Linked DNA regions of Homo sapiens: region 2 is linked to region 1. Evidence: read pairs that join two places in POLR2A ChIA-PET (ENCODE). Cell type or tissue: PC-3. All regions are shown on one strand.

Region 1 (2,500 bases):
CTCATGCCTGTAATCCCAGCACTTTGGGAGGCCAAGGTGGGCAGATCACTTGAGGTCATGAGTTCAAGACCAGCCTGGCCAATGTGGTGAAGCCCTGTCTCTACTAAAAATACAAGAACTAGCCAGGCGTGGTGGCTCACTCCTGTCATTCCAGCACTTTGGGAAGCTGAGGTGAGCAGATCACTTGATGTCAGGAGATTGAGACCAGCCTGACCAACATGGCAAAACCACGTGTCTACTAAAATTACAAAAATTAGCTGGGTGTCGTGGCACATGCCTATAATCCCAGCTACTCAGGAGGCTGAGGCAGGGGAATTGCTTGAGCCTGGGAGGTGGAGGTTGGAGTGAGCTGAGATTGTGCCACTGCACTCCAGCCTGAGTGACAGAGTGAGACTGTGTCTCAAGAAAAAAAAAAAAAAATTAGCTGGGCGTGGTGGTGCGTGCCTGTAGTCCCAGCTACTCTGGAGGGTGAGGCATGAGAATCACTTAAACCTGGGAGGCGGAGGTTGCAGTGAGCTGTGATTGTGAAACTGTACTCCAGCCTGGGCGACAGAGCAAGATTCTGTCTCAAAAAAAAAAAAAAAAAAAAGTAATAATTTTGAAACTAATAAAAGCTGCGAGAATCTGTAGCTAGTATACCTGCACCCCAAAATTAAAATTTCTGCCCTTCAAAAGACACCTAAGAAATTGCAAAAACAAGACATAGAATAGTAAAAAAAAAAAAAATTGCAACACATCTATTGTGTATGATAGCTCATTTCCAACCAGGATATTTACAGAATTCTTAAAACACAGTAACAATAAGACAAACATCCGAAGTTTGAAAGATGGAGAAAACGTTTGAAGAGATGCTCTATAAAGATATACAAACCGTCTACATATCAAAGGATTAATACATGAGATCCTTTGTATCAAGTAGTCTATATAACCTCAGTCATCAGAGAAATGCAAAAATCGAAAAAAGTTGACTATACCATGGATACAAAATAATTGGAACTCTCATACGCTGCTGACGGAAACATGAAATACTGTGCCCACTTTGGAAACTGTTCTATTTCTTATAGAGCTAAATGCACATTTATCGTAAGCCCCAGAAAGTATACTATTAAGTTTTTACCCAAGAGAAACGAAAATATATCCACAAAAAAGACTGTACTCAAATATGCTTTCCCAACATTATTTTGCTAAATTACTAATAACAGGATAGAGTGTGAGTGTGTGTGTGAGAGACAGAATATACAACATTATCTCTTTATAATAAGTTCCACCTAGAGAGCCCTTTGTGGTTTATTCTAAAAACTCCCCTACGATTTATAACATAATTTACTAGAAAATGGGTTTCGAACCTACTTACAAGCTGGATAATTCTTACATACGCAGCAGTGGGAATTCAGTTATCAGCAAAGGCTCAAGGCTGGCAGTAATTATGGATTCCAGATTCAAGACTTTTGGTGCTGGAAGGACTCACTGGAGGAGACTCTCAGCCATCCACCAATCTCTGATCTCCCCCCCCTTTTTTTTTTTAACCTCAGACAAAGTGCTGCTCTGTTGCGCAGGCTGGAATGCAATGGTGCAATCTCAGCTCACTGCAACCTCTGCTTCCTGGGTTCACGTGATTCTCCTGCCTCAGCCTCGCAAGTAGCTGGGACTACAGGCGTGCACCACCACGTCCGGCTGTTTTTTGTATTTTTAGTAGAGATGGGGTTTCACCGTGTTAGCCAGGGTGGTCTCGATCTCCTGACCTCATGATCCACCCACCTCGGACTCCCAAAGTGCTGGGATTACAGGTGTGAGCCACCATGCCCGGCCCTCCCCTTCTTCTAGTAACAGAACTTTGGTTTTGCCTGAGCACATGGTCGCCTACCTAAAGACTATTTTCAGCCTTCCTTGCATCTTGGTGTGGCCAAGTGACTAAACCCTAGGTAGTGGGATGTGAGTGGACACACTGTCTTCCAGATGACGTATCATAAAAGGAATACTGCAGAGCTCTCCAGCCTCTCCCTCTTCCAGATGGCTGGAAGACAGCAATGGGAAAAAGCTTCCTGGACTTGGTTGAGGAAGGTAGAGTCAATCCACAGTGCTGGCCCACATATCTCCAAAGTGTTCTACCACCTGGAAATAAACATGTATCCTATTCCAGCCACCATACCTTTGGCTTTCTTTGTTAATGCAGCTGAACCTACAGCGTAACTGACAGACTTACCAAAACCTTTCATTTTACAGAGAAGAAAATAGAGCCACAGATGTTCAATGAATTCCCTTAGGTTACACAGGTTATTGGCAAACCAACAATTTGAAACCAATTCTTCTAATTCAAGGCTCTTCCTAAGCTCACATACTGATCAGGGATATGTCTACGTATCAGGCAACTTCTGGGACCCTGGAGAAGACTGAGCTACTCACTCTTTATGGAACACTAAAGTTAAGCCATTTGATTTCCAGTTCTTTTTTTTTTTTTTTAAATGTGGGTAAATAGAAAAGGCATATTTTTAAATTTTAG
Region 2 (2,500 bases), 130 kb before region 1:
TCAGTTTTGGCCCTCCCAGGAAGAGTGGTGTAGACTCAGCCTCCTCCACAGAATGGTGTCTGCCCTGGCAGCACTCAGACTGGGTTCAACAGGGAACAGCCAGGAGGGTATGAGACCTGAAGTCGTGGCATTGAGAGCAGCTTTGCTCGTCTCTTTCACTTGCAAGCTGTTGGAAACACTCACCAGTAGGACACCTTGGCAGCTTAGTATTTGTCATGGACGTCTGGCCTGTCGGTCTGCCCTTCCACCGCCCCTCTCCCTGACCAGTCGTGGGGCTGAGGGGCTGCCAGGCAGAGCACCTCCCAGACTGGGCACCCGGCCAGGCCCAGGGTAGTGGAGTCTGCACCTCGGGCTCCCAGAGAGATCTAAAGGGCTTGCAGTCTGGAATCTCCCATGAGACTGGATATCCCATCATTACATAACAGAGCTCTTTTGCCTTGAATTGCAAGCAAGTGCAGTCTTAGAGCTACTGGCGGCTGTTTTCTGACCCATGCAGAGAGCTCTTTTTAGTAGCTGAGTATTCAGACAAGGCACAGAGAAAAGAGGGTTGAGATAGGGAGGAGAGAGAGAAAGAGAGAAGGAGAGACAGAGGGAGGAAGAGAGACAGGAGGGAGAAAAGGGGGCAGAAAGAGGGAGAGAAGAGAAGAAAAGCTAAGTGAAGAGAGAGACACACACATATGGAGAAGATAGAGACAAAGAGACATAGACAGAGCTGTTAACATACTTTCAGCCCTGAATCCTGCCATGCCCAAGGTGCGTTCTGCTCTAACCCTTCTCATTTATGTGATCCAACATATCTTTGTTCCCGTTTGTTTGCTTAGGTAACTTGGACTTTTCTTTTTTTGAGATGGAGTCTCACTCTGTCGCCCAGGCTGGAGTGCAGTGGCGCAATCTTGGCTCACTGCAACCTTCACCTCCCGGGTTCAAGTGACTCTCCTGCCTCAGCCTCTTGAATAGCTGGGATTACAGGTGTGCACCACCATACCCAGGGTTTCACCATGTTGGTCAGGCTGGTCTCGAACTCCTGACCTTGCGATCTGCCCGCCTCGGCCTCCCAAAGTGCTGGGATTACAGGCATGAGCCACCGCGCCTGGCCAACTTGTTGGATTTCTGTCACCTGCAACCTAAAGTACCCTGAACAAAAAAGATGAGAGCTGTGGTTCTTACAGTATGGAGATGTTTGAAGTCAAAACTATTTGTCTCACAATGCCAGGATGACATGTACCTTCTTCTCTGTGTTGAGCACTGCCCTCATGGTGCAAAGTCAGTGATGGGCTCAGCTCTCCGTGCCCAAGAGAGCCACGACATGGTACACACTGTACCAGCAGTCATTGTGTTTTTCACACACCTGCACTGGAACAACAGAAACAAAAACAAACCCCCGCTTCTCTTAAGAATGTCTTTAATGAAGCTGTAAAAATGACTGGTTTTATTAAATTTTGACCTTTGAGTAGACATCTTTCTAACATTCTCTGTGACAAATTGGGAAGTACACAGGAAGCATTTCTGCTGAATAGCTGAGTATGACTCAGGGAAATATTTTGGTTTTCCCAAGCTCAAAGTTCCTCCCCTGTAATGCAACCCACTGAAGATGCAGGTATCATCCCTTTTCAAGTTCCCTTGGTGGGGACTGGCGTTCAGCAACCTGTGCAAAACTGCAGACACTGTGGCCCCTGCTACCGCTGTTGCTCCTGAGTAATAGGCTGTGTTTTATCTCTGAGCCGATAATCTCTTGACTTCTGTTAACACCCATGAATCTGGGACAGGCTAATTTCTTAGCTTGCAGAGTGTAAACATCTCCGACTCTTGGCAGTTCTTTCCACAGGCCAGAAGTAAAGTACACTTGATCATCAGATAAAAATTAACTATTATTAATAGTGCATGGCAGGCATTGGCAAACTCCAGGCTATGAGCCAGATTCAGTCTGCTGCCTGTTTTTGTATGTTCCATGAACTAAGAATGGTTTTTATGCTGTAATGTGGTTGTTGTATAAATACCTACATACTATCCTCAATTTTGACTCGATCTACAAAACCTAAACGATTTACTATCTGGCCTTTTCCAGAGAAAACTTGCTGCCCGTCTATAGAGCCTTATCTGCGTTCCACATTCCAGCAGTTTGGATCTTCCTGTTCTTCTGTGGCTCTACTGTATCCCTATATGGTTTGTTAACGCGCCCCTGGGTTGGGAGCATATCACAAAGCCCAGACGGATAACAGTCTGCGCAGGTCTGCGGCGATGGCGACCATCTGTCTTTCAAAACATCTAAACAGATTCTTCCCAAGTGTCTTACATCGGGGTGATAAATTCTGGTCATGAAACATATTTTTGGGCTGCTGCTGGCTATTCTTCTGGAAGAGACAGTTCAAGTTCCAAAGATTCCTCTTCAAAGGAGGAATCCCATGGGCCGGCAATGTCCGTATGAAGTAATGAGTGCTGTTCTCATCTGATTCTGCCCGCTTGAACTCCTGCCAGCAGCAAGTGCTGGGCTGCCTTGGCA

What was found. Peaks named below come from ENCODE experiments on the same cell type or tissue, not always from the same donor. Only the 100,000 strongest peaks of a DNase experiment are listed, where the experiment ranks them.
Region 2: POLR2A ChIA-PET joins it to region 1 with 15 read pairs; 6 of 35 experiments call an interaction of 5 or more read pairs at or near these places.

What each region holds. Positions count from the first base shown.
Region 1 is chr2:3,393,650-3,396,149 of GRCh38, reverse strand. The region is part of intron 2 of TRAPPC12 (trafficking protein particle complex subunit 12); the gene reads right to left. Among named protein-coding and RNA genes, the nearest start is that of TRAPPC12, 15 kb to the right of the region's middle. In PC-3, no CTCF peak of the experiment used is centred here; no DNase peak of the experiment used is centred here.
Region 2 is chr2:3,522,980-3,525,479 of GRCh38, reverse strand. It overlaps LOC124907725 (a long non-coding RNA gene), which reads right to left. Exons shown (of 2, transcript XR_007086195.1): 2 at 1,386-2,500. Among named protein-coding and RNA genes, the nearest start is that of ADI1, 4.7 kb to the right of the region's middle. In PC-3, no CTCF peak of the experiment used is centred here; a DNase peak (open chromatin) is centred at 1,539; H3K4me3 peaks cover 615 bases; H3K27ac peaks cover 1,051 bases.